Regions from separate parts of the Homo sapiens genome. Here region 1 is linked to region 2. A link is a loop called in an ENCODE intact Hi-C map of the cell type or tissue named here. Cell type or tissue: A673. All regions are shown on one strand. Links, peaks and the distances in the headings refer to the core of each region. The heading gives the core; the rest is flanking DNA. Region 1 holds the start of FAM181B (family with sequence similarity 181 member B). Region 2 overlaps ANKRD42 (ankyrin repeat domain 42).

What was found. Hi-C counts contacts between places; a loop is a spot of excess contacts. Peaks named below come from ENCODE experiments on the same cell type or tissue, not always from the same donor. Only the 100,000 strongest peaks of a DNase experiment are listed, where the experiment ranks them.
Region 1: it touches region 2 in a loop (2.1-fold over the local background); 6 of 110 quality-filtered maps call a loop at or near these places.

What each region holds. Positions count from the first base shown.
Region 1 is chr11:82,725,696-82,741,776 of GRCh38, reverse strand. It overlaps FAM181B (family with sequence similarity 181 member B), which reads left to right and starts at 7,913. Exons shown (of 1, transcript NM_175885.4): 1 at 7,913-11,837. The coding sequence starts at 8,048. The coding sequence ends at 9,328. In A673, for the core only: no CTCF peak of the experiment used is centred there; a DNase peak (open chromatin) is centred at 7,906; H3K4me3 peaks cover 1,428 bases; H3K27me3 peaks cover 5,800 bases.
Region 2 is chr11:83,242,356-83,258,436 of GRCh38, reverse strand. ANKRD42 (ankyrin repeat domain 42) reads right to left here. Exons shown (of 11, transcript NM_001300975.2): 10 at 12,813-12,939; 11 at 9,466-10,494. The coding sequence ends at 10,233. Among named protein-coding and RNA genes, the nearest start is that of CCDC90B-AS1, 36 kb to the left of the region's middle. RefSeq lists a silencer at 236-530. In A673, for the core only: CTCF peaks have their summits at 8,024 and 8,225 (motif pointing right); a DNase peak (open chromatin) is centred at 8,246.

The sequences.
Region 1 (16,081 bases), core at 4,285-12,284, 520 kb after region 2:
TTTGTCTGTATTAGTATGGACACATTTATTTATTTTATCTTTGGCTTATAATTCTGTAGCCCATTATTTATTCTGTGGCTCAAATTGTCCTAGTTTCGGTCATTAAGGAGTTCTTTTAGTTGGCTCCTGTATCACTTTGACATACCCTCATTGTTTTCTGATTTGAGCACTTCCTTGCTTCCTTGAACTATTAGATGTTTCAGGATCATCTTGTATATTCCCTGCCCCAGTCCAGAATCAACCAGTTATCCTAGGAGCTCTAGCTCTTTTTTATTGGAGAATGGTATTAGGAAACAATATTTGAGCATTAGGTTGTCATCCTGCTTTTAATTTGTGTTATCTTATTGCATTTTATGTACCCTTATAAGTGGCCTAAAATTCCTTCTGAAATAAAGCAGAATAAAATAAATAAATAAATAAGATTCACTTTAAACAGTAGATCTGAAACTTAAACCCAGATATTTTCTCTCCAGATCTTATTTTCCTTTGGCATAAACCAAACCCAATATCTCTCAAGAGATACAGAAAGGCAGAGACATACTTTAGAGTTTAATGTTGATTATACATTTGTGGCTTGGCATTCAGTATCTTTAATAGTTCTAGCCCAGTTAGCATTGTCTCCCACTATTTTCCTATAAACATAAACACAAACACAAACACAGAAGTACTTATTAATTACTGAAAATGCCATCCATATTCTTTGAAAAATTAACATTTTTGACTAAACATGTGATAGATATAAATAAGTAATATATGAAATGATTCTCTTTGTAAGAAATTTTTAAAAATCCTAAGGACATATATCATTTCTAAGCCTCCATGTGGCCTATATGTCTTATTTATGTTATATACTTTGGGAAATTCTTCTCTTCCTGAGAGTTGAATTCAAATGTCACATTATCCATGTCTCCTTCCCAATTTCCTTGATCTGAGTGAATTTCTCTTTCTGTTGAACCCACAATGATTCATTCACACCTTATTTTTTAAGGCTTTGCATTCTATTGAAGATGAGTCTGCATTGTCTGTAAGATTATGAATTTCTTGAGGATAGGAACTGACTTTATGCATCTCTGTGTTCCCCCAAAATTATTACCACTTCCTGACACATAATCTGTACTTAATAAATGTTTATTAAGTAAATGAAAGGACAAATAAAATATAAATTAGTATATGCCTTATTTTCAGAACTACACCAATAGTATAAAAGGAGCAACAGACTAGGAGTTAGTAAATCTTGATTTTACATTGAAATTATTCATTGTAGCACTATCTATAATATAAAAGGTCTGTAAAACCTCCAAGTAAGTTAATCAAAACAGGACTAGTTGAATAAACTATAGTAGATCCATTCAATGGAATACTACACACTGTAAAAAAAAAAAAAGGAAGGAAGATATATCGTTAAGTGAAAAGAACAAGTTAGAGGAAAGTTTGTATAATGAAAATATGACTGAGTTAATGAATTATAGGCCTGAACCCAAACAAAACAAAACAACAATGATTAACTCTAGGAGGTGAGGAGAAAATTGTGGAGGTAACTATGATAGAGGTTAGCCCTTCCTGAATATATCTTGTGACACAGTTTTGACTTTGAAACCATGTAAACTGTAGAAAAATTATAAAACAAAATTAAAGATTTATAAAGCTATTTTCATACAAAGCAAAGTAAAACAAGTGAATCTGATTGTGCATTGAGGGGGTGGCATAACAAGAGATAGTTTTGTTTTTTATTTTTTGATGGAGTCTTGCTCTGCTGCCCAGGCTGGAGTGCAGTGGCACGATCTCGGCTCACTGCAGCCTCTGCCTCCCGAGTTCAAGCGATTCTCCTGCCTCAGCCTCCCAAGTAGCTGGGACTATAGGCGTGCGCCGCCACTCCCAGCTAATTTTTTGTATTTTTAGTAGAGACAGGGTTTCACTATGTTGGCCAGGCAGGTCTCGAACTCCTGACCTCATGATCTACCCCCCTCGGCCTCCCAAAGTGCTGGGATTACAGGCGTGAGCCACCATGCCTGGCCAACCAGAGACAGGTTTTTAAAGTGAATTTGAAACATAGTAACTGGACTGTTCATCCCTATTGGGATAGGTTTTGAAGACAAAAAATGTGAATGACAAAGAAAAAGGAATTAAACTGTTTGTAGTAGTTGTGTTGTTTGTAAGAATATTGGCATTGTTATTCCAAAACTATTGCACATATTGTAGCACATATATAAAACAGCATAAAAAAGAATATGAATCTGATCAAGCCTCTACAACTATTTCTCATTTACAGGAAACACATGGACCATAGAAACATGTTAGGTGGCATCGTAGAGACAGATGCAACCAACCAAGTACAGAATGTGGGAAAGTTGACAAGATAAAGATGCAGTTTCTTCAACAAACAAATCACAAAGAAAACAAAACAGTAAGTGTATGTGGTTATATATTAAAAGAGATTTAAGAGACATACCAAACAAATTCTTTGTCTTTTCTTCCATTAAGGGGTAAATTCTAATTTCCCTTCCTTTGAATCTGAGCTGGCCTTAATGACTTGCCTGACCGATAGGAAGTTGTGAAAGTGACATTCTGGGAATTCTTGGGCTAGGTCATAAGAAGCCTGGCAGGTGCCACATGGGCCTCTTGCAGCGCTGCCTCCAGTATTCCTGAAGCTCCACATAAGAAGTCTGAGTACTCTTAGACCAACATACTGGAGAGGCCAGTATGTGTAGGTGCAGGTGCAGTCATGTGAATGATGCCATGTTGAATCCTCCAGGCCAGCCATTGTCAACGTCACATGAACCAGGAGGATCACCTAGCCAGCTCTTCCTCAAATTTCTTACCCATATTATTGTGAGATGTAATAAAATGGTTGTTGATTTAAGCCACTAAGTTTTGGAGTAATTTGTTATATAACTATAGATAACCAGAATAACATCTAATATTTTAAGACATAAATTAAAATCTAGTGTTAGTAGAATCTGGTTTGCAGGGGAAAACGATAAGAAAGAAAACAAGAGACATTTGTGAGGGTGCACAATTTGTAAGGTAACACTCTATTGTGATGATGATAATGATACTTTATAAGTCATGTGGTAAAATTCAGGAATTAATTTGCTTTATTCGAGATTTAAAAAATAATGAATGACAGGAAATTGGTTTGGGAAGGGAGAGAAAAACAGATGCATAATTATTTCTTTCATTATGAATGTACATTCCTGACATCTCTGAGGGCTAAGATTGTCCTGCAGGGAATATGATTAAAGTTACAAAAGACGAAAACAAAATAAATAAGTCAGCTTTTGATCCTGCTGCTATATTTACCCACAAGAAAGGAGGCAGCTCTCAGGTGGGCTTTTGTCTAAGTAATGTCCTGAAATCCAAGTGTAAAAGAACAATATGAAATCTCAATTCTCCCAAACGGTTTGGGGCGAGTTCAGCCCTTGAGCCCCTGGGGGACTTGGTTCCCAAGGAGACTAATCCCACTTGCACAGCATTAAGCGTCACTGGGGTGAAAGAGCTCTAGTTTGGAGTTCTGCAGAGAGCCCCTACTGCAGGCTGGAGCCGGGTCCCTCTGCTCCATAGGAAGTGAAATGTATTGATGTCAAAGCCACTCAAATGAATGTGCTCACTCAGGGAGTAGGAGGAGGGACTGATGGGCTTGGCTAGAGCTGGCTACTAACTTTACTGAAACCAATTTCATTCCAGATAGAGCTCTTCCTCAAAGGAAAGGAGATCAAGGGAAAAAGCAGCCAAGGCCTTGAGGCTGGGTCTATATGTACAATTTAGTTGGACAGTGGAAGCTCTAAGGATTTATTTTGGTCTCAGGTATAGAATTACTTCAAGCAGAAGCTGTTCTTTGTTGCCCTATTGCCTACATTTTCCCATAAACACCACTGCTTTCATTTAGCCATGCCTCTGCCCAGGCTGTTCTCTCTGCCACAGATATTGTGTGTTTGCTTTACACAGTCAGATATATCATTTAAGTCTTAGCTCAAATGCTGCATGTCTATGCAGCCTTCTCCAACTCCTGTGGGCAGACTTGAGGGTCCTTTTACTTCCATTGGACATGTATCACATTATATTACAATGGCTTGTTTGCATATTTGTCTTTCCACCCAAAGGGTAGAAATCATGGCTTCTTATCTCTGTATCCCCAGTACTAGCATAGCGCTGAGCACATTGTGGGTGTCAATATCTTTCTGTTGGAAAAAATCAGTGACTGGATGGATATTTATTTGTAAGGATCAATTTTGTGAATCAGGCTATAGAACTTCTAAGCCATGAATTTCAGCTCCATGGTTTACAAAAACTTCAATTTCCATTATCTTATTGATTTTCACAATAGCCCTATCAAATAGGATTATGTTATTATTCCCCATTTATGGATGGGAACATCGAGGTCCTGAAGGTTAAGTGACTTTTCCATAGGCAGTCAGATAATAAAGGCAGGACTGGACTCCAGTGTCAGTCTCCGGCTCCAGTTTTAGCACTCTCTCTCCTGTATTTCATTGTCTTTTTGTAAGTTTCTACAACCCCCAAGTATAGCTACTCTCTTGCATTTGAAAATAGTCACTCACTTTGCTGAGGGAAAGGACAAATGATGCTGGTTTCATAGGGTAATGTGTTGGTAAGGAATGGGTGGGGCCTAAGGAATCAAGAACATGGACATTTGTTGAACTGCTATTTTGTGTGAGGTGCTTTTATATATACCATCTCACAACAACCTTGAGGAGTTGAGATTATCTCCACTGTGCAGGTGAGAAAAGTAAGATTCAGAGGCATTACTTGCCTGTTATGTCATGTAATTCTCACCCTGAGAACAATTATGACCATTCCCTTTTTTCAGATAAGGAGTTTGAGCCTTTGGAATATGAACTGACTTGTCCAAGCAGTTCAATAGCAATAGGCAGGGCCAGAATTTGAACCTGGCCTCATCTAACTTCAAATCAACTTTGATGTGCAGAACTCCAATAGAAATGAAGAAAGACTTTTACATATGAAGCTTTTCATATTCCATTTATTTTGAATATGATTTTAGGATTTAGATAACCCTGGGGATTAAGAGTTTTTTCGGAATAAGATGTCGATTAAATGTAGAGTACTGTGCAATTGGTGTCCAAGGACTTGTAAGAGTGCTCAGTTGACAGAAGGTGAAAAAAAAAAAAAGTTAGTGCTTTTGGCTGCCAGACCTGGAAGCCTATGGAATGGCCCTGTTGGAAAGGGGATGGGCAGTGCTGACATCCACATCTGGAGTGGAAGAAGCACAAATCAGTGACAGGTCTGCACAATTTTCTGAATGTGAATACCACCAAGAGTAAAACAGACAGTTCGGCCATGGAGGACAAAATGCTGTGTGTAACTCAAATGAAAAGTCCATGATAATTGAGCCAATTTGAATTTAAAATAAAAAGTTTGGCTCAGCTATGTGGGTTTGGGAAGTGGCTACTTCATCTTCTAAATGAAAAATGTTCATCTGGCCTTTTTTCTTTCTTTCTTTTTTATTATACTTTAAGTTCTAGGGTACATGTGCACAATGTGCAGGTTTGTTACGTATGTATACATGTGCCATGTTGGTGTGCTGCACCCATTAACTTGTCATTTACATTAGGTATATCTCCTGACGCTATCCCTCCCCCATCCCCCCACCCCACGACAGGCCCCGGTGTGTGATGTTCCCCACCCTGTGTCCAAGTGTTCTCATTGTTCATTTCCCACCTGTGCAGTGTTTGGTTTTCTGTCCTTGCGATAGTTTGCTCAGAATGATGGTTTCCAGCTTCATCCATGTCCCTACAAAAGACATGAAGTCATCCTTTTTTATGGCTGCATAGTATTCTATGGTGTATATGTGCCACATTTTCTTAATCCAGTGTATCACTGATAGACATTTGGGTTGGTCCCAAGTCTTTGCTATGTGAATAATAGTCTTTGCTATGTGCCACAATAAACATACGTGTGCACGTGTCTTTATAGCAGCAAGATTTATAATACTTTGGGTATATACCCAGTAATGGGATGGCTGGTTCAAATGGTATTTCTAGTTCTAGATCCTTGAGGAATCGCCACACTGTCTTCCACAATGGTTGAACTAGTTTACAGTCCCACCAACAGTATAAAAGTGTTCCTATTTCTCCACATGCTCTCCAGCACCTGTTGTTTCCTGACTTTTTAATGATCGTCATTCTAACTGGTGTGAGATGGTATCTCATTGCGGTTTTGATTTGTATTTCTCTGATGGCCCATCTGGCCTTTTTTCTTTGGTAAGGCTGTGCCTTCATGGTGTTCAAAAATGGTTTCGCTACATCTACAAAGTGAGGCTTAATAAAAAGAGTTTTGAAAGAGATGGTCTATGTCTCTCCTATGCAAGCTCTGTATCGAAACTAGAGTAACTTATTTAGAGAACACTTTATCACACACACAGTGTTTTCATATAGAGACAGTCCCCAACTTATGATGGTTCAACTTTATGATTTTCCAACTTGAATCAGTGTATTACATGCATTTTAACCTACAATATTTTCAACTTACAATGTGTTTATCAGGATGTTGTTGCTCTATCACAAATTGAGAAGCATCTATGATCTCACTTAATGCTCATGAACACCCTATGATCCAGAAGACACGTAAGGGATATAGTCACCTTTTTGTGTTTCAGAGAAGTAAGGGTGAATACTCATCCAGGCTATGGAACAATGTATCATTTAAATATCACAAGTGCCCTGTGGGGAGGGCAACTTTACCTGCATTTAACATGAGTAAGCTAAACAGAGAGAGTACGCTGGTTTGTCTAAAGCCATGCACTCAGCAGAGCAAGGATTTCAACCTAAGTCATGAGGTTATTGAGTGGTGGCTAAGACCAGAACCCAAGCCTCTTCTGAATCTCTTGTGAAAATGACCTTATTGCTCATTTTCTCTATCTATCCCAAAGAGGATTGCCCAGGTGAAATTAGTTTTAAGTGAACTTCATGATGATCCCTGAAATGCAATGAAAATTCCAGGGATAACCTAAATGGTATGACAGGTAGGGGAGAGGTTCCAATCCATCTTTTATTCTAACATGCTGAGAGTTTTATACACACACAGTGTTCTCAAGTAACAGGGGGCTTAGCCAGATCGACTCCTTTCTCCATTGCCTCCTGCTATGTGTTAATAAAAGATGGGCCACTGCTGGCCTCAATTTACTGTTAGCCAATTGTTACTCGTAACAATCAAGTGGCAAACAGTCAAGAAGAAAGAGCACTGGGCTTGAGAATCCTGGGAAAACTCAGGTTAGAATCTTAGGATCAGGTCTAGAGCTTTAAGAAATACTCATTTTCCTTCCCCATCTTAATAGATGAGAAAGGCAAGGGCAAGAGAGGACGCAAGTATTGTCAAGGGCTTAGGAATGGCTTTGGAGTCAGAATGGGCTAGATCTGACTTTGGCCAACTCACTGAACCTCCCTGAGGTGCAGTGTCCACGTTTGTTGAATGGCGATAACATGTAATTCACAGGGCTGTTGTTCAAGGATTAAATGAGATAATAGATGGACAGCGCCTGGCAGAAGCAAGCGCCCAGAAGCTGGTGGGTGTTGTTATACAGCTGGACTGAAACCCACGTCTCTAGACTCCTGCCTTCTTGCCTCAGGAGAGGCACCACCGCAAGTACCTGCAGAAGCCTATCAAGCGCTGCAGCGGCCTCATGGGCCTGAACTGGAGTTTGAGACCAGCCATCTCTTCCTCACCCCTTGCGGTTAGAGGAGTCAAGAGAAACACCACGGGGCAAAGGGAAACGAAGGAGTTAAGGCGTTGAGCTTCAGAAAGCTCAGAAAACTAAAGCGACCCCCCACTCCTCCAAGCCAGGCTAAGTAAGCCCCTCCCCTCTACCACCGGGACGGTCGCCGCGCGCTCCCTCCCTCCGCCCCTTGCTTACAAGACCTAATGAGCTCCCCCGGGAGGCAGCGCAGCGAGCCAGGCCCGGAACTAGTAGGCTGCGCCGCGCGCGCCGCGCCGGGGCGGGAGCTGGGTCTGGGCGGCGGGCAGGAGCTGGCGGGGGCGCACGGGCAGCGCTGCGGACAGCCCGGGAGCCGCGGCGATGGCGGTGCAGGCGGCGCTCCTCAGCACGCACCCTTTCGTGCCCTTCGGCTTCGGGGGCTCCCCGGACGGGCTAGGGGGCGCCTTCGGAGCCCTGGACAAGGGCTGCTGTTTCGAGGACGATGAGACCGGGGCTCCGGCGGGTGCGCTGCTGTCGGGAGCCGAAGGAGGGGACGTGCGCGAGGCCACCCGCGATCTACTCAGCTTCATTGACTCGGCGTCCAGCAACATCAAGCTGGCGCTGGACAAGCCGGGCAAGTCGAAGCGGAAGGTGAACCACCGCAAGTACCTGCAGAAGCAGATCAAGCGCTGCAGCGGCCTCATGGGCGCCGCGCCCCCCGGCCCGCCCTCCCCGAGCGCCGCCGACACGCCAGCCAAACGGCCGCTGGCCGCCCCTAGCGCCCCGACAGTCGCGGCCCCGGCCCACGGCAAGGCTGCCCCCCGGCGGGAGGCGTCGCAGGCCGCCGCGGCCGCCAGCTTGCAAAGCCGAAGTCTGGCCGCGCTCTTCGACTCGCTGCGCCACGTCCCCGGGGGTGCCGAGCCGGCGGGGGGTGAGGTGGCTGCGCCGGCGGCCGGGCTAGGAGGTGCGGGCACTGGGGGCGCGGGAGGGGACGTGGCAGGCCCCGCGGGGGCCACGGCGATCCCAGGGGCCAGGAAGGTCCCGCTGCGGGCACGCAATCTGCCTCCGTCCTTCTTCACGGAGCCGTCCCGGGCAGGCGGCGGCGGGTGTGGCCCGTCGGGGCCGGACGTGAGCTTGGGCGACCTGGAGAAGGGCGCGGAGGCCGTGGAGTTCTTTGAGCTGCTGGGGCCCGACTACGGCGCCGGCACGGAGGCGGCAGTCTTGCTTGCCGCCGAGCCTCTCGACGTGTTCCCCGCCGGAGCCTCCGTACTGCGGGGACCCCCGGAGCTGGAGCCCGGCCTCTTTGAGCCGCCGCCGGCAGTGGTGGGAAACCTACTGTACCCCGAGCCCTGGAGCGTCCCGGGCTGCTCCCCGACCAAAAAGAGCCCCCTGACTGCCCCCCGCGGCGGCTTGACCTTGAACGAGCCCTTGAGCCCCCTGTACCCCGCCGCTGCGGATTCTCCCGGCGGGGAGGACGGGCGGGGCCATTTGGCCTCTTTCGCCCCCTTCTTTCCAGACTGCGCCCTGCCCCCGCCGCCGCCGCCCCATCAGGTGTCCTACGATTACAGCGCGGGCTACAGCCGCACCGCCTATTCCAGCCTTTGGAGATCCGACGGGGTTTGGGAAGGGGCGCCGGGGGAGGAGGGGGCGCACCGGGACTGACTTCGAGGCACGCTTCCCTTCATTAGAGACGGCTGTGGAGAGCGCCGCGCCTCCGTGGGTTTCTCCTAAATCTGAAGAACGATGGGAAAATGCACGTGGAGATGAAACCAGATTTTTAAAAATTCAATTAATAAAAGCAACTTCAGAAAAAAGAGATGAAGACGAGTTGGGGATTGTTTAATCACAACCTCAAGTGTTAAAACAAAAACAAACAAACACGTTTGTAGGTTCTTACTGGACCAGAGGAGTCAAGAAACCAAGATGGTTTGGGGTATGGGGTGGGGACGGCAAAAGGGGTAAGAGCTGGCTTCTGTAGCCACCTGTCCCTTCTATTTTTCAGCGAAGGTCAGTGTATTTAGTGTAATTACCCCTTCTAAACAGTGTCCTAGTCCCTCCCTTCCCTCTCCTTGAGTGCATTTTGAATTAAAGCCTATATTGAAAAGAATGGAGGTGAGACTTACTGATTTGGGTGTTTTCTTACAGGACGGTTTTCCGTCTGGTCGCTTAGCTTTGTTAGGTGAGCCTGTGGCTGAGGGAGGAGGCCGGTGGTCCACTGCTGACCTCCTGTGCTTGTCCTTGGGTAGGGTTCTCTTCTGTCACGGTTTAACTCTTTTTTCTGCCCGCTTCCTGCTTCCATCTCCCTCCACCCTTATCACAGTCCCAGTGCTTACTTTCCTTCTTTCTTTGCCTGGCCTCTCATTATTCTATTTCTTTCGGCCGGCTTTTCTTGCACATCTCTTTTGTAGGAGACTTAAATTTGGCAAACCTGGGTTCCATTTCTCTCCTGTCTTTTCCCCATTTTCCAGCCACTTTGGGAGGGAGAGGGTGGGCAAACTGTAACCTCTTTGTATCAATTTTCGTGATCTGAGAGGGTGAAGACGGTAATGTTCTTCTACTCACTTCACAACTGGTTGGGTAGCTCAGAGGGAAATAAGTAAAATGTCTTGAGGCTGTGGCAGTGCTTGATTGGTTCTGCTGTGTATATATAAATGGTTTCTACACACGGAAACAGAGTTGTGAGTCCCATGCCTTTTTTGGCGGGGGGCTATCTACTTGCCTGGTGATTGCCCTTTCCCTTACAAGCTGTACATCCTCTTTACCATCCCTCCTTCTCTCCTTCCACAGCTCCCCTTCCACCTCTGTTGGTTTCTGCCTCCCTTTGTTTCCTCAGTCCTTATACCCACACTCTCCCCACGGAAGGGCATAAAGAAAGGTGTGAAGTTTCCAAAGGAATTTCTGTTCCCTGAATAGCAGGTCTGATGAATGGAATCTGAAGGGGCTCTGCAGGGAGGAGTATGATCTGTTGTCCGAGGGAGATTTGGGGAAAAAGAAATATTTTTACCAGCCATGAATGTGGCAGAGAGGACACATGGCACCAATAGGTTGGTTAAGGGGCAGGGGAGGAAAGACTGGTGGGAAGTGAGCAGCTGGAGGGAAAAGAGGAGCCCTTGGTGCTGTAGAACTGCGGGGAGAAAGGCATGAAGAGAGCAACGCCCAGAACATCTGAGTGAGAGGCTGCCTTCTGATGATGCTGCAAAGGAGAGCTGCTTGGCTTCAAGGCACCCAGGATTGATTGCAGGAATATCTGGATGTGAGTTAGTTGAAAACCGAGTGTTACCGCAAGAGGTGTAAAAATCCAGGTTCATGTTTGCACACATCAAAAGTATTGTGATATTTTCATAAAAGAATTTCTGGAAAAAATGAGTATTAACCAATGGTAGATGCAACTTTAAATGCTATCAGTAAGTCATTTTCTTCTGAATAAAGCCTTTCTTAAGAAAGCACCACAGGAAATAGAACGAGTACTGTTAATGATGAAAAGAACTTTTGCAACTCCAGAAAGCTAATGTCTATTGGATTTCTTCCAAAGTGGTTAAAGGTGATTAATTCCATTGTGCTAACAGAATATTACTTAATAACGATTTAATTTGTCTAAACTGTTGTGAATACAATCCAGGATACACTTGCACAGTAGGAAAACATTAATAACCCTGTGACTGTTACTAAGACTATAGTGTCATTGTAATGTTTCTTAATTCTCCTCTCCTTTCTTACCTAGTGTAGTAAAACAGGTTATCTCTCTCCTACTGTTTTGCTTGCTATACGTTTAATTAATAATAATATCAACATTGTTTCCGCATCCCAGGCATTTAAGCTAACTCACTGAGCCTCTTAATATTGCCATGATGTAGGTGCTTGATACTGTTTGGATCTGTGTCCCTAGCCAAATGTCATCTCTAATTGTAATCCCCACATGTCGAGGGAGGTCCTAGTGGAAGGTGATTGGATCATGGGGGTGGTTTCCTCCATGCTGTTCTTGTGATAGTGAGGGAGTTCTCATGAGATCTGATGGTTATAAAGTGTGGCACTTCCTTGCTATCTCTCTCTCCTGCCACCATGTAAGACGTGCCTTCCTGCTGCTTCACCTTCTGCCATGATTGTAAGTTTCATGAGGCCTCCCAGCCATGTGGAACTGTGAGTCAATTAAACCTCTTTCATTTATAAATTACCCAGTCTCAGGTAGTATCTTTATAGCAGTGTGAGAACAGACTAATACAGTACTGTCATTATCCCTATTTGAAAACTGAGGCTCAGGTAAGATAAATAGCTTGTCAACAGCAAGTGGTGGATCCAAGATCCAAATATACAAGTGTCCTAATACCAAGACCTGCCTGTTACTTGCCAGGCTCTCCTGTGCTTTGTACATGTGTGTGGTTTCCAGTTCCCTGTATTATGGTACTAGCAGGTTTTTTCAACTTCAGCACTATTGACATTTTGGGTGTCATAATTCTTTGCTGTGGGAGCTATCCTGTGCATTGTAGAGTGTTTAGCAGCACCCCTGGCCTCTACCCATTCGAAGCCAGTAGCACTGCCTTAGTTGTGACAATAGAAAAATATCCCCATTACCTCATGTCTCCCTGGGAGGAAAAATTACTGCCAGTTGAGAACCACTATGCTAGAGAAATGTATATAGAAAGTGTCTGTGGGGTGTTTGGTGCTTTCATATACATTATTTCCTTTGTTCCCTACAGAGGCCTGTGCTTCGGTGTTATTATCTTCATTGTTATAGGTGACAAATAAGAAAGGCCAAGGGGAGGGGCTAAATCAACTTAGGTGCATCTCATCTCTGCTGATTTACCTGCAGTGAACGAGTAACTTAACCAAATTGAAGCATGGTTTATGCATTGGAAAAATTGGATAACGATCGATCACAAAGCGTTATTGTGATTTGGCATAGGGTATATATAAATATCCTCTAAGAGGAAGGGGGCAGTACTTAGTAGCAGACAACCAAGGCTTGGCATTATGTCAAGGTTCCAATCCATCCTGTTACTCAGGTCCCTATGTAGCCCTATTCCTCCCCACCTTGCCTTCCAGTCTGGGCACATAATGTGTCTGACCATGCCGCTTACTGTAGTACAGTAAGTACTGCCCATTAGTAATTGTTTTGCCAAGGACTGAAATTATTGTTTCCTCTGTTATATCAGTTTCTGCTGAAAGCTGTTAGAATCTTTTTTTTAAAAAAAATCTCTTGCTTAGCCACATCCCTGCCCATAGAGAATTCTTTTTTTTTTTTAAGACAGTGTCTCACTCTTGTCACCCAGGCTGGAGTGCAGTGGCGTGATCTCGGCTCACTGCAACCTCCGCCTCCCAGGTTCAAGCAATTCTCCTGCCTCAGCCTCCTGAGTAGCTGGAATTACAGGTACCCACTGCCACACCTGGCTAATTTTTGTATTTTTAGTAGAGACGGGGTTCACCATGTTGGCCTGGCTGGTCTTGAACTCCTGACTGCAAGTGATCCGCCCGCCTCAGCCTCCCAAAGTGCTGGGATTGCAGGCATGAGCCACCACGCTTGGCCAAGAATTCTTTTTAAGTGCAATGGTAGGTATTTTTCAAGACTAGAAATATGCTATAATATGCGTGTAGTTGTATGGCTTTGGACAGGCTGGTATGGCTTTGAACAGGCTGGGTATCCTAACGTGGTAATAATAATTATGCTTGCATGCCTCATAGTCATGATCCTCCATCTCAGCTGGGTGTTCCTTGGTACCTGGAATGTGTTTTAGTGTCTTCCTGTATCCTCCTCATGTCCCAAACCTTTGCGCATCTCCATTCAAGCCTCCACCCTATCCCTTCTCTCACTCCCAGGTCCTGACAAGATGGAGACCATGTGTTGTGACACCCTTCCATTTCCCACCCCACTTTTCCACACAATTTCTCTCTTCAGCAAGCAGGACCTTCTCTTGCCCTCATGGTTCAGGATCCTGCCCCTCCTGCCTCATGAGGACAAGCTGTTGCTCCATCTTCTCCTTATTGGCCATATCTTCAGCCTCATCCTTGCTCCCCACTTTTTTCTCTCATGCTAGAAATAAACGTTTAGCATGATTTTTAAAAGAAAGAACAAAGAGGAATAAGTAAGTGAAAAGCTCTCTCAGCCCTGTATCCCTCCCTAGATATTTCTCCGTCATCTTTTCGTAAGAGTCAACTCTCTGAAAAAGAAGCTACACTTTTTGCTTCTACCTCACCTGCTACATAAACCTTAACTATTTTGAGTCTTAGGGTGACCAACCATTCCAGTTTGCTTGAGACTGTTTCAGTTTTAGCGTTGAAGTTCCACATAACAAGAAATCCCTTAGTTCTAGGCAAATGCCATTTCTGCCCTACCATTTCCCAGGAATTTCTCTCGTGGAAGCTTCAATTACCAAACATGGGGTCTTCAGACTTCAGGGTTTTTTGTTGTTGTTGTTGTTGTTTTGAGACAGAGTATCGCTCTGTCGCCCAGGCTGGAGTGCAGTGGTGTGATCTCGACTCACTGCAAGCTCTGCCTCCTGGGTTCACGCCATTCTCCTGCCTCAGCCTCCCGAGTAGCTGGGACTACAGGCGCCCGCCACCACGCCCGGCTAATTTCTTTTTTTGTATTTTTAGTAGAGAGGGGGTTTCACTGTGTAAGCCAGGATGGCTATGATCTCCTGACCTTGTGATCCACCCGCCTCGGCCTGTAATCCCAAAGTGCTGGGATTACAGGCGTGAGCCACCGCCCCCGGCCAGACTTCAGTTTTTTTGACTTCTGTGCCACATTTAAACAGTTGGGCTCTGTCTCCCTAAAACTCTCCTCTTTGGGTTTTTGATATCTCATTTGCTTTTGGTTTTCCTCATAACTTCCTGGCCATGCCTTCTTCCTCACTGATGTGACCTTATACATTGGTGTGACCCAGGGTTCCCTCACTTCTGTCCTGTATTCTTTGCCCTCCATACATTCTTTCTGGGTGTTAGTGTCTTTTCCCAAGGGATTAGTTATTCTTAATGTTTCAGTGACCCTCAAATCTATACCTGCAACTTTGGCTTCTTTCTTCTGTCCCAGACCCATTACTTGCCTCTTTCCTAGATAGAGTCTCTTGGGGCTCATAAACTCCTCAAACTTTGTGCCCAAAATCGAACACATGCACAAACTGACTAGCCACAGTCAACCTCGCCATACTCTTTTAGCCTGTCCCATCCTGTTCAAATAGTTACCAAGACCTATTTCATATTACCTTCTATGCCAGTGTGTTTTAAATACTTTTATCCATGACCTTCAGAAAAACTTCACTGGACATTATGTGTCAATATATTCATAACCATGTTTATATAAATCCATATTCAGACAAACATCCCCATATTGAATAGTGGAAATATTATTATAATCTATATTAATACTCAATTATGTTTTCATATATAATTGAAAATTTTTTACAGAGCCCAGATTCTTTCTAAGAAGCTATATGTTACACTGATAGTTTATTTTCCATTTGTTAATAAAACCTGGCTATTATTCATTAAGCTGATTTCATGGCTCACTGATAGGTTGGGTCTGCAGTTTGAAAGACACTGTTCTAAGCAACTCTCATCTGTCTCCTCTACTCCTTTACAATGCCACTTCCTTAGTTTGGGCCTTCATTACCCCTCACCTAATCTAGTACCATGATTGCCTAATGACCTCCTTGTCTCTGGGCTCACAATCCTCTCAACCATTCTTCCCATTGCTCGCTGAGGTAATATTTCTAAAAAGCAATTCTGGTGTCTTCACTTCTTTGCTTAAAATCCTTCAATGGCTCCCTGTTACTTCTAGGGTAAAGACTTTGCTTAGAAATGTGGCTTCAGCCGGCCTCTCTTTTCTCATTTACCACTCTCCTAATAGTACCTGTGTTCCAGAAATTTTGTACTAATTGTAGGTGCTTTAATGCTCAATATCCATGTTACCTTCATAAATTCACTCCTTGACTTTCTCTGCTTGCTAATTTTTACTGAGCCTCTCATTCTTAGCCCAAGTGTTACCTTCTGTTTTAAGCTCCCTGAATCAATTAAGCACCTTTACTTTGGAATCTTCTATCACACTAAAAGACCCCAGGTTCTGAGAGCAGTTAATCACACTGTTATAGTAGTCATTTGTTATTCCTCTGCCTCCTTTACTGGAGGCAGGTACTTGCCTCTGCTTTCTTATCACTTTTTGGAATCTGGCAATAGTAATGTGTAACCCATGATGACTGGATGAATTTTATGGAACTTTAGAATTAAATAAGGGACTTTCCACTCACCTTGTCACTTGAGCTTCACCCGAAATGTCAAATGGTCATATAATCATATGCTCCCATTTGTTAAGGACCTATTATACAAAGAGACCCCCTTTTGTGTGGGAATCTTAATTGCAGCAGGAATTATGTATATGGCAAAAATAACCATACCAGTATTTTTATCAAGCCAAAGGGCAGAGTT
Region 2 (16,081 bases), core at 4,685-12,684:
TCAACCTGAGTACTCTTTCTCATGAGATGGACAATCTACTAAGTCATAGGAACAAAATAACTTAAATCTCTTTAATAACCTTTTTTTTTTGTTTCATTAACCTAAATGTGTCAATAATATAGGTATATGATTTATGAATAAATATACACAATTTGGGAATTGTATTATAATTTTAATTTAGCTGCTGTAACAAGATCCAGAATAGCAGTGGCTTAAATAAGATTAGGTTTATTTCTCTCTTACAGTCCAATGTAAGCATTCTAGGGCTAATATGTCAGCTCCATGGTGTCAGGGCCCTTGCTCCTTATTTTACTGCTCTGCCATCCTGGTGTTGCCCTCATTCACAAGGTCCAGTGGCTGACTCACCACCACATCCACATTCCAGAAGAAGAAAAGAGCAAGAGGTGGCATTATAGCCATGACCCTAAGGTTTTACGTAACATTTTTGCTCACATCCTTCTGAACACAACTTGGTCTCTTGGCTGCAAAGGCAAGCTGGGAAGTTAGTTCTTATCCTGCGCGGCCACAGACCACATAAATCCTTCCCACTACAGAAGAAGGGAGAATGGATTTTGGAGGACAACCAGGGAACCTCTGCCACAGGGTGTGTATGCTTTTATTACAACACTATTCTGGTGTTTTCTACCTCACTGGTACAGGAAGAAATTAGAGAAAACTGGAGCAAGTACAACAAACTATTTCCAGGGTTGGGATTAACTTTAGCATCAAGTTAGAGGGGAAAAGTAAGGCTGTCTGTAGTCCCAGAAGGGAAGATAAATGGTTTTGAAATCCCAGTAATGGTTAAGAGAATGCAGACTTTTGCTGCCAAGGTTGGAATCCCAGATCAGCATTATATAATCCTCGGCACAACTACTTTCTCTATAAAATATACCTACTTTATATGGCTCTTGTGAGAATTAAGAGATAGTTAAGGGCTTGGCACAAATCTCACACAAAGTGCCCAATAAATGTGCTTTGCTGACCAAAAAACAACTATGGCTTTCAGTTCAGTTCTGACTTCAATTCCCTCTTTTTTCCTACTTGCCTCTATTTTCTCTTCCTTTCCCTCCAGCTAGCAAAGAATTATGACTCTCTTGGAGCCAGCTCTGTGGCTCCTGTCTCCCCCTGAAGATCTGTCGCTGGTTTTGGGCTTCCCTGGCAGGAGCCCTCTCACCATACCCCAGACTTCCCACCCTCTGGACCCTTGCATCTATCTCACATGGACACTAAAGCCATTTTGACCTAGTATCAGAACTAGTTTGCCCTGACAAGAGTGCATTTGATTGCTGAAACCAGTTCAGCTGGCTAAGGGTCCGTAAGCAAGTGTTAAAAAATGACTCACCTATCCTTTTAATAACCCTTATATTCACTATTTTTAGTTCTTCTGTGGCTTTCAATCTATAGTAATAACAGTTGTCAACATTTATTGGGCACTTTGTATAAGATCTGTTCCAAGTCCTCTACTACCTCTTAATTCTCCCAATGACAGCCATATGAGGTAGGTATATTTTATATAAAGAGATTAAGTAGTTGTGCCTAGGATTACACAACAATGCAGAGCTGGGATTAACCTTGGAAGCCAAAGTTCATTTTTTAACACTTGTTTACAGACCCTTAACCTGCTGAACTGGTTTCAGCAATCAAATGCACTCTTGTCACAGCAAACTAGTTCTGATGATACCATGTCAAAATGACTTTAGCGTCCACATGAAGTATATGCAAGGGTCCAAAGGGTGGGCAGTCTATGGAATGGTGAGATGGCTGCTGCCAGGGAAGCCCAAAACCAGTGACAGATCTTCAGGGGGAGACAAGAGCTACACAGCTGGACCCAAGAGTTATAAATCTTTGCTAGCTCATGGAGGGAAGAGAAGAGAAAAGAGAGGGGGGTAGGAAAAAAGAGGGAATTGAAGTCAGAACTGAACTGAAAAGCCATAGTTGTTTTTTAGTTGGCCAAGCACTACTAATCTTTAAGATCAAGGAGAAAAAGAGGAAAAAATAAAGCCAAGTGTTTCTTATCCTGTCCAATCTGCCTCTTCTCTATATTCTTAAAAAGCTTGCAGTTACGCCATTTGAAAAAAAATTTTTTTAAACATATCCACACTAGAAGTGAAAGGTACTCTCTAGAAAGTGAAAGAAATATAATTCTATTGTGGAACCATAATTGAATTTTTAATAATTTTTAATATCTAGAACTAGATTTCTTTTGATTACTATACCAGCTAATATTTTAAAGCTTATGTGAATACTTGTAAAATTAATTACTCATAAATCTCTTGACTTGCCTGTGTAGAGATATATAAGAAGAATATCGGGAGAAGGTGCACAACTGAGTCCGTGTCATTTAAAAAATCTCTAAATCTCTTTAATATAACATTTCTGCCATCAGAATTGGAACAGAAGCATATCAGAGTAATTCTGAGATAGTTTGTATAGACTCACATTTATATCAATTTTTTTAATGAAAGAGAAAAATCTAGCAGGTCAATTTAGTTATTTCACTGATTAGTACCTTCTCACAAACACCCCTCCAGAAGAAACCTTTTTTTTTACTCGCCTCTTCTCTTTGTTTGACTCACAAGAAGCGCTGTCTTCCTATAAGCAAAGGAAAAGAGGGTCAAATACAATTTTCATGCTAGCACACATTTTCGTCTTTCTACATTGCCTGTTCAAAAGAAAAAAAAATTAACCATGCTAGTATTTTCAACTCTGATTAAATTTCTTTTAGGATTTTATGTGAATAAATTCCCAAATGTGAAGTAACAGTGCATTATATTGTGCTGAATCATATCACTAGGAGGCACCTTAAGAACTAGAGAAAGAATATAGAAAATTTAGTGGGTAAGAAGTGGCTACTTGTCAGATATAGCCAATTTTCCGTCTTATCTCATTAAGTTTTATCTCTACCTAACAGATCCCCAGACACTAATATTTAACAACATATTGGTAACTGCAAGTGTTAGTATGTCATCTTCTGGATTCTTTTGCCAGTCCCATAGTGCTGCGAATCATTCCCTAGCTTCCCCGCTTCCCTCTTTTGTTTTTGTACTGCATCCCTCTACTGCTCTAGTCTCATTTTGCACTTTGCCTGGTCTCCTGGTCTCACTGTTTCTAAATATTTCTTATCCATCTTGGTATTCTTAAGACCCAGCACAGAAAAATCAATAAATACCATGGGAAGGAGCAAGCAGGGCTAGAAACACAATGGATGGTCACTAGATATTAATCATCTTTGAGTAATTCTTCTAATCAAACATGCTCTGCATCTAGTTAGGCAAGCCAGCTCCGAACACAGAGGCTCCAAGAACAGCAAAAGGTGCATATCCCTGGGGAGAGCCCATGGCTGGAGTTAGTTCTCCAAGGTGTTCCTGCCCACACCTTTTCTAATGAGTCCAGTTAGTTTAACTCAATAGTGTGTGAACACGTAAGTAAGCTGCCATTATCCAACACCGCCTGGAAAAACAACCATGCATCTGGTCCCTCCCATATCCCTCAGCTGCAAACTTGAGAGTAGGATAAACTTCTAGCTTTCTCTTACAGTGGCCAGGTGTTTGTGGGCATAGGGTAATACAGATGGTCTCTTGAAAAAAAGTTTAGCGGCTAGTCTGAAGAAAAATAACAAACCTTTGATTGGGACTTAGCATATGATACAACTGTTCTTCATACTATACATACAAAATCAAGTGTAGTAAGTAGCATTACCAGTATTTTAAAGATGAGGCCAGGTGCGGTGGCTCACGCCTATAATCCCAGCACTTTGGGAGGCCAAGGCAGGCAGATCACTTGAGGTCAGGAGTTCAAGACTAGCCTGGCCAACCCTATCTCCGCTAAAAATACAAAAATTAGCTGGGCTTGTCCTGCACACTTGTAATCCCAGCTACTCAGGAGGCTGAGGCAGGAGAATCGCTTGAACCCAGGAGACAGAGGCTGCAGTGAGCCAAGACTGCGCCACTGCACTCCAGCTTGTGCTACAGAGCAAGACCCTGTCTCAAAAAAAAAAAAAAGAAAAGAAAAAAGAAAAACACTCAGGTGGGGCAGGAGTTTAACCTAATCCAACTAGATGGAACTAGAAAAAGAATATAGAAAATTTAGGGGGAAGAGGTGGCTACTTGTCAGATGTAGCCAATTTCCTAGTGCTTTAATAGAGTTATGACTTCCAGAAACAGGCAGGGTATGGTGGCTCACATCTGTAATCCCAGCACTTTAGGAGGCTGTGGTGGGCAGATCACTTTGAGCTCAGGAGTTTGAGACCAACCTGGACAACAATCCCCTCTCTCTACAAAAAAATACAAAAAAATTTAGCTGGGCATGGTGGCTCATGCCTGTAGTCCCAGCTACTCACGAGGCTGAGGCTGGAGGATTGCTTGAGCCTGGGAACTGGAGGTTGCAGTGAGCCAAGATCATGACCCTGAATGCCAGCCTGGGCACAGAGTGAGATAGTGTCTCAAAAAAATTAATTAAAGACTTCCAAAGACAGCAATACTTATTTTTCTTTACCTTTTATGTATTAGAAGAGGATTCCAAATTTTCCAAAGTCCCTCCTAACACCAAATATGTAACTTGTTCTATCAAACCAAGTCTTAAAATACAACTTCAAAAGAAAATATGTGCTTGGCATTCAACAGGCCTTCCATAAGTGTTCACTGAAGGTTCCAAATCTCCCAATTCTAAAAGTTTCTGCATTTGGAGAACATTTTTCACCAAGATTACTCGTTTCTTTATCTTACATCATAGCCAAGAAATATATTTCTCCCCAATACATGTTTTCTCCTAAACTCAATAGAACTGTATATTAAGATACTAAATACATGAATCATAATGCTTAGGCACCAAAAGCAATTCTAAATGTAAATGCAGTCTATTACTACAACAAAATTAGACAAAAATCCTTGTGGGGAAAATGTATGTATTTTTTTGCCCTGAAAGAACAGGTTTGTCGAACAGATTAAAATTCTACATATAAAACTGTTGAAAGAGTTTATGGATCTACAAATTACTGCTGGGATATATGGAATTCTTATTTTTCAAAAAGCCTATGCACTCTGAGAAATTCTAGACAGCATATGAAACTATAAGAGAATTCCACCTTCTTGCTTACCAGTACAGACTCTTCTTAACAGTGTCAAAACTAACCCTTCTCCCCCAAAAAAGTAGGGTATAAACAAAGAGAAAGAAAGGGAAATCACAAACTTTTAGAACTTCCCCAAGCTAAGAGTTGAACATGGATAAACTCACTGAAGTCCTCATATTGCTCCATGGGCCACTCTAGGTACATAAGCTAGGATGTCATAGGTCAGAGAGAAGCCCAGCAGAGACCACATCAAAGTTCAACCTTGTTCCAGACCTTTGTAGGTAGAAAATAAGGTTAAGTGAAACATGGAAGGTAACCATGGAATATTACCGGTTCCCGGTCAGTCACTCTTGATTAGCAAACATGGCCCAAAGCTGTAGATCAAGGACTTCCTGAATAATACTGGTTCTGGAGACAGAAGCTATGAGTTCAGTGCTACATAACTCTCTCTCTGGACAGACAGCTCTGCCAAAGCTATTACATTATATTTAAGTATATGTATTAAGTATATATCTAAATATATATTATACTTAAAATATTAGTTTAAATTTAATGTTTTAAGTACAATATATATACCAAAGAGCACAAAGAAAAAAAAAGGTACAGCTTGATGAATTTTTACAAAGTGAACACACCCCTGTGACCATGACTGAGATAAAGAGATTAGACATTACCAGTATCCCAGAAGCCTCCATTTGCCCCTTCCTAGGCACTACTGACTTGATTTATCTTACTGATTTGTGGACTACATGTAATCACACGGTATGTGTTCTTTCATATTGTTTCCTTTTAGTCAGCATAGTGTTTGTGAAATTCATTCGTGGTGATGTGTAGAGTAGCAATTCACACATTTTCATTGCTATATAATATTCCATTGTATGAATATAGCAAAATGTATTGATTCTTACTGTTGAGGGAATTTTTAGATGATTCTAGTTTGAGAGATATATGTAATAATGCTGACAAGAACATTATATATTTTTGGTGTCCATCTGTGTACACAAAGAAACATGTACTAATTCCACTAGGAATTAATTTTCCAAAGTGGTAGCCAATTTACACTGCCACCACTGGTGTATAAAATCTCCAGTTGTTCCACATCCTCACCAGCATTTGGTAACGTCTGTTTCAATTTTTGCCATTCTGATGGGTATATATTGGTATCTTGTTTGGGTTTTAATTTACATTTCTGATAACCAGTGATTTTGAGCACAATTTCATGTTTATTGGCCACTTGGATATCTTCTTTTGTGAAATGCCTACACAAGTCTTGCCCAGTTTTTTTACTGGACTGTCTTTTTCACGTTGATTTATATATTCTAGATACAACTTCTTTTTCAGATAGGAGAGAAGAAAGAAAAGCAGAGAGAAAGAAAGGAAATATGTTTTTCTACACTTTGGCTTGCCTTTTCAAGTCTGTTCATATAATCTTTGATGAACTGAAGTCTTATTTTAATGAAGTCCAGTCTACACATTTTTTTCCTACCCCAAGGTCATGAAGATATCCTACGTTATATTTTATCATCTCAACTTCCAATTTAAGACATATCTTGAAATATATGTTTGAACTTATAGTGTAACATTTTAACAAAATTCTTACCAATTTTTAAGTTTTCATAAGTAAATTAACCCTAAAATTAATTTACTAAATTAATTTACTAAAATTAAAAAGCTATCATCAAAAGTTTTCAAAGAAAAATTTTCAAAATAAATGTTCTTAAAAGCACAGAAAGAGGGAATGTGAGGGGTTTATAATAGCAGTAACAAGTGGTGTTAAAAGCATAGACTTGGGGCTAGACAGGTTGAAATCATGGCTAGCCATCTAACAAGCTTTGTAACTTTATAAATTGTTTATTTTATCTGAGAGTTGATTTCTTCATTTATAAAATGAAGATGGTATCTGCTGAATATAAAGTCTTAACACTAAGCCCAACATACTCAAAACCTGTTGTTAATGATGACTAAGATGATGTTATTAACATAAGTTAAGTGATCTTATAAAACTTAGATTTTCAGTACTGCGGGTAAAGTAAGTGCCCAATCATGCTGTGATACAGATGACGAGAAGCCCTCAGACCAGTACAAGGTGCTTGATAGAAGGAGAGATCACGTGTGACCAGGGAGACTAGGAAAGGGGTGATAAATGAGATGGCTCCTAGGGGATTTTACAGAGTCAACAGGCAGTTTTCAAGGTATATGGACAAATTGAACAAAGGCTTAATGATGGGAAAGCATAGGGTAGCTTAAGAAAAAATAAGCTATTAATATATATATAGGAGAACAGACAAAAATAAAGTTGGTGAGGTAGGTTAAGGCTGAATGTCAAACTGAAGAATCAGTACTTATTCAGGTAAGGAAGATTTTCAATCCAAGGAGTGACAAGAAAATCAAGCTGACCACTGTGAGTCAAATGGATTTGGATAGGGAAGGAGTAAATACCAAAATTCTATCACAGTAGTTCAGATAGAAAGATATAGAAACCTAAACTAGGGAAGCAGTGAAAGTAGAGAACATGTTCCTACCTACAGGATGGACTCGCTTTTTGTATGATCTAAAGGAGAAAACATGGCTAATCATTAAGAGTCCAAGACTGGGTAGTTGAGAAAATAGTGATGCCATTAATTTAAATGCAGAGATAGGGGAGAGAATCTGGTCTTGATATTGAGCTTGGTTCTGGACATTTTTTTTTAATTCAAGCACCACCAGGAATTTCGGGTGGAAATGTCCAGTTGACGAGCAGTGGGAAATACAGGTGGGGATCCCTAGTGGGGACACAGTACTTAAGTATGGATTTGATAGTCATTTCCACAGAAGTATTAGAAAAATATAATGTGGAGACAGAGATTCTGAGTTTGCTCCTGCCTTACACTAGCTGTATGCTCTAACAAGACTCTCAACTTCTCTGAGCCTCTGCCCTCTCATTTATAACATGGGATCAAAAATATATATATCATTCTACCTCCTCATAGGGTTGATGCAGACTAAAATGAGATAATATCTGAGAAAGTGCTATAAAAACAGCTGTTATCAAAAAACCATTTAAGTGCTTTATATATGTCAAACTATCCTAGGAAACTATTCGAATAATTTTTTTTCTCAGTAAAAATTATACTATTGCAGATTATGTTGGGGGCCGAGGATCTTAAGGTACAGTAGTATGCAATCATAGGTCCTGACCAGAAGGTGGCAGGAGAAAGACTTAGTCAGAGCTTCTTGAGGATTCCGTATTTATAATCCTGAACGAAAAGTTCATTTTACTTATACATTACATATAATTAGACTCCCAGATAAATTCTTCCTATCCTTAGCTGCATGTGGCTCTACACATTTATTTATCCACTGACCATGTCAACTCATCTGTAATATAGAAAATGGAAAAAAAGAAAGGGAGTAAATAATACAATGACTACTACTATATAGTGAATACCTCTGCGTGCTAGAAACCAAATTCAGGATTTCTACACAATATTCCATTTAACATCAATACAATTCCATGAGGTAGGTATTATTATTCCTCATTTTAAAGATGAGGAAATTGAGATTCAAGCTTTTGCAAGTGAAAATAAGCAGTGCCAGAGTTGCAGCTGCCATGAAAGCTCAGTGACATTTGCTTATTTACAAAAATTAGGTATAACCTAAAGCAAGAATGCAAAAAAAAATGAACTCTGAGCACAGGGACCTTGAGACAGCTCTCCTGAAAGCCTACACATTGTTGGTAGAGTGAAGTTTTAGGGAAGCAAAACTGTGAAGTATGAAACCAGATCCAACCTGAGAACAGATGCTTCTGAGTAAGCAAAGAGAATTTCTAAATAGCTAAAAGACAGAAACATTCCTAAAGTAGACAGTTTGGAATGGCTCAAAAGAAAATGTGCAGCTTGCGTGACCACCCCAAAAGATTGTCCCACCTAGGCAGCTGAAGAACAACAACTTAGCCTTGGCAACAAAGCAAGATCCCGTCCTTACAAAACAAACAAACAAACAAACAAAAAAACTAATTGGCCAGGTGTGTTGGTGCATGCCTACAGTCCCAGCTACTTGGGAGGCTGAGGCAAGAGGATCACTTGAACCTAGGGAGTTCGAGGCTACAGTGCCCTATGATGGCACCACTGCATTGAAGTATGGGTGACAAGAGCAACACCCTGTCCAAAAAAAGAAAAAACGAAGAACAACAACTTACAACTTACCTTTCTACTTTTGAGGAGACTGGGAGTCACAGAGTCCCTGCCACAAGGTGGAGGGGTAACAGATTTGATTGGAAGCAGTGAGTTATAAATGGTGCTGTGTCCTCTAGCCCTCTAACCAACACATGACTGTACAGCTGGCCTCTCTGATACTAAATTTTCCCCATGTGCTAAAGATCGTACAAGAAGAGGGTTGCAAAATGAAGAGAATAGATTAATTATTATAGTTAATTATATTTCTTGGAAAATCAACCACTGGTGAGACACCAAAACCCAGAGAAACTGAGGAAGTGGTTATATTTGCATATGCATAGAAATACACATACATGTTTGCAGATAAATAGAATTTTGTCTAATATGGTATGTACTAAATTGTTAACAATAGCTTCCTCTGGAGAGTGGAACTTAGTGTCAGAAGGAACATCTATCTTGTTTTTAACACTATACAACAAACATGTTTTATTATTTTAATATTTTTAAAGTGGTTATTAAAGAGACCAATGACTAGTTTGTGCAAAATAAAAAGAAGCCAGGAAGATTCTATAATATTAATAGATCAGATTTGAGGTGACACAAGCCTCAAACAGAATTAATTCATCCATGATGATTGATGAAGAAACTTCCCTATGGAAAGAAAATATGGATTCCATTCAAAGCACTTTATTTTGGTTATTTAGAATATTAAAATATACATATCCTCTAGCTGTCTTAGAATTCTGATTGATTACTTATGAAAACATTTTCTCCTTCTATGGTACAATGTTAACAATAATACTTATGAACTAGGCTGCTGTTTGAAGATAGATAGACAGATGTGTGTATGTATCTAGAAAGTTATAGTTACATATAGAGTGTGTGTGTGTGTGTGTGTGTGTGTGTGTGTGTGTGTGTATTCCTTTAATCCTGTCATCAGCTCTAGAAAGTATAAGTTATCATCTCCAGTTTATAGTTGAGGCACAAAAAGGTTAAATGAGTAGCCCAAATCAAAAAAGACTATAGCCAGGATTCAAGTCCAAAGAGCCCCAGCCCAAAGCTTGTACTCTTGGCCACTCTTGTATATACTTCTTGAGAAAAATAAATGTATTAAAAAGGACACCAACCATAGCCACAAAGTTTGGGACTTGAATTTTTTCCAGTGTTTCCCTGAGTTGATCAACTTCTGCTCGATATTCATCAAGCTGACATTCTAATTTTTCTCTACGTAGTCGTTCATACTCCAGCTGGCCCTGCAGTTCTTTGATGGTCCTATCAAAAACAAAATTTTTTAAAAATCAATCATCAATGTCAACTAATAATTACTTTTAGTAGTGGAAAGCATTCATACATTGTATTTAAGGCAAATAAAACAAAGAAATCATTTATTCAACAAATATGTATTAAGGGTCTACTAAGAATGAGCACTGACCTAGGTATTGGGGATACAGTGGTGAACAAAAGGCCCAAAATCTGCCTTCCTGGACCTTACTTTAGTAATAGAGATATGCAGACAACAAGGAAAATAAATAAGTAAAATATATGGTATGTTGGAAGGTAATAAGTGCTAAAGGAGAAAACAAAAATAAAGCAGGAAAGAGTAGTATAAAATGTTGTGGAAGAGGGGCTTAACATTTCATACACAGTGGCTAGGGAAGGCTTTATTGAGAAGGGGGCTTCTAAGCCAAGCCCTGAAGGAAATAAGAGAGATAACCCTGTAGACATTAGAGGAAAAGCATTCCAGACAAAAGGAACAAGTGCAAAGGCCCTAAAGTAGAAGGATGCCTGATGAAGTACAAGAAAAACAGAAGCCAATGTGATAGAATCATTTAAAGAATAAAAGGGAGGCCAGGCGCGGTGGCTCACGTCTGTAACCCCAGCACTTTGGGAGGCGGAGGCAGGTGGATCACTTGAGGCCAGGAATTTGAGGCCAGCCTGGCCAACACGGTGTAACCCTATCTCTACTAAAAATACAAAAAAAAAAGTCATTAGTAGGAAATAATTTTTCCACCATGAGGTACTTTTCTAGACTACAAGGAATCTAAGAACTTTCAGCTAGGCTCTTAGACCAAGGCTAACACTAAAAAAAAAAAAATCTACATCTCAAAACACTTCAAACAGTATAGAGGCAGTGGACAGCCACCTATATGATATGATTTGTGAGATACCAAGAAAGCTCCTGATTTAAAACAAAAACAAAAAAATCAGTCTGCCACAGCTTCCTGGTGTCTAAAATCACATCAAGAGGTAGTTTCAGTTAATAGGGTAGCAGGGAAAAAAACAGAAAAAAGAGTATTTTGGCCTAATGTTTTGCCATCTGTTTAAATTCCCAAGTATCCATCCATGGAAGAATGACACATTAATCCTTATATTATTTTTTATTTTCTTTCTTTTAAACTAGAGCCAAATGTCAGCTTAACCACATTAATCCTTATCAAAGATTTAGATGTTACTCTGAATACAGTTAGCAGACCTCTTTCAGAACTAGATTTGGAAACAGGTGGAGGAAAGGGAAACAGGCAGTTCTAAGAGTGTGACGGAACAAGACACGACCAAAGGAAAAGGCAGGAAAAGCAGAGGACAAAGAAGGGAATCCATGTGTGGTTCTCTTTCTGGACCCATGTTTGATTAAATCCAAAGTTCCCTCTCCTGTCTCTCTCTGCTCCCTGTCCATTCTGGAAAGCAGATAGACAGACAAGCAGAGAGACAGTAGGATGAAAGAAGCTCGAGGCATCCTCTATCCCAGCAGCTATTAACTACAGTAGTCTCTCAGTATCAAAGAGGAACTGGTTCCAGGAAGCTCCAGACACCAAAACCCACGGATGCTAAGTCCCTTACATTAAAATGGTATAGTACATACGTATCTGCATATAATCTATATGCATTCTCCTGTATAATTTGAATCATCTCTAGATTACTTATTATAGTAGTATACAATAAGTTGTTGTAGCATATTATTTATGGAATAATAACAAAGGAAAAAAGTCTACAAATGTTCAACACAGACACAACCATCCTATTTCTTTTTCCTGATTATTATCTATCCAAGTTTGGTTGCATCCATGATGTGGAGCCCACAGATATAGAGAGCCAACTGCTATTAGAGAGGTACCCATTGTCCAGAGAGCCAATTTAGGGTACAGGAAGTGAAAGGCAGAGACAACCATGCACTTGCTCACTGCCTCTAGATGCAAGAGCATTCTCTGTTGGGTACTATAATCAGTGAACACAAGACCTAGTCTCAGATTTATGAATGGGCAGTGTAGCCTGATGAAAATGTTCAGAGACTATGTTAGAATGTCAGTTTTGCAAGATGAGAGTTCTGGAGATTGGTTGCACAACGATGGGAATGTACTTAACACTACTGAACCGTATACTTAAAAAATGGTTAAGATGGTAAATTTTATGTGTATTTTATCACAATTATTTAAAAATTTTAACTCCTTTGTCATCTAAGGGCTTAGGAGAAAAACAGGATGGAACCTAACACCCTTTGGCAAGATGAAAGTAAAAGTTGCTGATCAACAAACCCTCACATGGCATTTAGAGAGGTATTTAAAAACAAATCATTAAAGTTTTAAGGACATTACTTTTCAGACTCAAGCTGTTCTTTCTTCTGCTTTAAATCTTCTTCTGTTATGCCTCCCAAGTGTTTATAGTTGCTCTCGGCAATTTCCAGGAGGTGTCTCAATTCTACAATTTTCTTGTAAGCTCTCACTGCAAGACAGAGTTGAGTAGGAACCTAGTTAGACATATAACAGCTCATGTGTCCACTGGGTGCTGGTATTCTTGAGCATATTCTTCCTCTAGACTAGTGTCTGTATGGTTTGGAGAGGGGGGTGGAGGAAGGTTGGTATATACAAAGAAGGATAAATATCAGTAACAGAATACTAAAATGAGCACGCAATGGAATACCTAAATGGAGGATTCTTTCCCTGCTACTGGAGCATGTATCAGGTTGTTATGACTATTAACGCTATGAACAAGAAGGTTTTAAAAGACTAGCAGTATTGACCAGGCATGGCGGTTCACGCCTTAATCCCAGCACTTTGGGAGGCCGAGGCGGGTGGATCACCTGAGGTCAGGAGTTCGAGACCAGCCTGGCCAACATGGTGAAACCCCGTCTCTACTAAAAATACAAAAATTAGCCGGTGTGGTGGCACGTGCCTGTAATCCCAGCTACTCATGAGGCTGAGGCAGGAAAATCACTTGAACCCGGGAGGCAGAGACTGCAGTGAGCCGAGACCACATCACTGCACTCCAGCCTGGACAACAGAGCAAGACTCCGTCTCAAAAAAAAAAAGACTAGCAGTGTTTTAGGACTAATGGTGGATTACAGGACCACGTGCAATCTACTATGTAACAGAAAATTAGAAAAACTGAAATATACTTGATTTTAAAGTACCAGCCACAAATTTTGTGATTGGTCACTTGTAGTACCTATGCAAGAGAATAGTAAGAGAAGGAAGTACATTGAGAGATATTTTGAACTATTCTCCAACTATTAGAACTATGAATTCTCCATCCTTTATGGCAGTGGTTCTCTGCCAAGGGTCATTTGGCAACCTCTGAATAAGTTTTGCTTGTCACAGCTTGAGAGTGTGGAACAGGGAGGTGCTACTGGCATCTAGTAAGTGAAGGCTCAGGATGCTACTAAACATCTCACAGTGCACACAGAAAAGCTTGCCTCAACAAAATAATTATCTGGCCCAAAATGTCAAGAGTACAGAAGTTGAGAAACTGCTTTACAGGACCAGCTTAGCAAATCACAGCCTCTTGTTCCTAACACCAATGATTTATCTATCAACAGGTTAGAGCTGCAGGTTCTAAACTGCATATACCTGAATCAAATGGGATGCTTTTTAAAAATGTATGTGCTTGAGCCCCATTCCAGACCTATAAGTTCAAGAATATGTACTTAATAAAAGGTTCTCGGCCAGGAGCAGTGGCTCACGCCTATAACCCCAGCACTTTGGGAGGCCAATGCGGGCGGATCACTTGAGGTTGGGAGTTCAAGACCAGTATGGCCAACATGGTGAAACCCCATCTCTACTAAAAATACAAAAATTAGCTGGATGTGGTGGCACATGCCTGTAATCCAGCTACTCGGGAGGCTGAGGCAGGAGTACCACTTGAGCCCAGGAGATGAAGGATGCAGTGAGCCGAGGTCGTGCCACTGCATTCCAGCCTGGGCAACAGAGTGAGACTTTGTCTCAATAAAAAAAAAAAAAAAAAAAAAAAAAAAAAGGGCAGCCAGGCGAGGTGGTTCACGCCTGTAATCCCAGCACTTTGCGAGGCCGAGGCAGGCAGATCACGAGGTCAGGAGATAGAGACCATCCTGGCTAACATGGTGAAACCCCGTCTCTACTAAAAATACAAAACAAAATTAGCCAGGCGTGGTGGCGAGTGCCTGTAGTCCCAGCTACTCAGGAGGCTGAGGGAGGAGAATGGCGTGAACCCGGGAGGCGGAGCTTGCAGTGAGCCGAGATTGCGCCACTGCACTCCAGCCTGGGCAAGAGCAAGACTCCGTCTCAAAATAAATAAATAAATAAATACATACATACATAAAAATGTCTCCTCAGACAATTCTCAAGGGCAGACAGGTTTGGGAACCACCATAACCACTAGTAAGAAGATAGAGGGGATTAAGATAAAAAATGTCAGAAAAGACTGAAAGAGCAGTGAGTATTTAGCTTATATAATAATTTCATTAATATTTGAAAGTCTGTGTTTCGTAAAGCCTGTTCTATGGGGTCCTCAGAGGTAAGAACTAAGATTAATTGGAATTAGCTCCAGGAAGAAAGATTTCAATTCAACAAAAGAGGAAATTTCCAATGAAAACAATAAAAATCACGTATTTATGCAGTGTCTGTGATGTCGAGACACTACACTAAGTACCTTACACATTTTAATCCTCACAGAGAAGAAATGCTTTTCAAAAGAAGACATACACATGGACAACAAGCATATGAAAAAATGCTCAACATCAGGAATCATTAGAGAAATGCAAATCAAAACCACAATGAAATGCCATCTCACATCAGTCAGAATGGCTATTATTAAAAAGTCAAAAAACAACAGATGCTGGGGAGGTTGTGGAGAAAAGAACATTCATACACTGCTGGTGGGAGTGTAAAGTAGTTCAACCATTGTGGAAAGCAGTTTGGCGATTTCTCAAAGAACTCAAAACAGAAAGGAATATATATCACACTATATTCATACTATATTCACACTATATTCAAACTATAAAGACACATGCACACATGTTCATCGCAGCACTATTCACACAGCAAAAACATGGAATCAACCTAAATGCCCATCAACAGAAGACCGGATAAAGAAAACGTGGTGCGGCCGGGCACAGTGGCTCACGCCTGTAATCCCAGCACTTCGGGAGGCCAAGACGGGTGGATCACAAGGTCAGGAGTTCAAGACCAGCCTGATCAACATGGTGAAACCCATCTCTACTAAAAATTCAAACATTAGCTGGCTGTGGTGGCACGTGCCTGTAGTCACCACTACTCGGGAGGCTGAGGCAGAAGAACTGCCTGAACCCAGGAGGCGGAGGTTGCAGTGAGCCAAGATCGTGCCACTGCACTCCAGCCTGGCGACGGAGTGAGACTCCATCTAAAAAAAAAAAAAAAAAACTTAACTACCATTCACCGAATTCCCCAGGCCAGAAATCTGTCATCCTTGATTACCCTCTTTTTCTAACACCTCATAGCCACATCTATCAGCAAATCCTATCATCTTTCTCTCTTCTAAATACACCAAATCTCACCACTTCTCATTATCCCCATCATCTCCACTCCAGTCCAAGCCATAAACAACTCTCTCCTGAACTATAGCGATAGCCCCC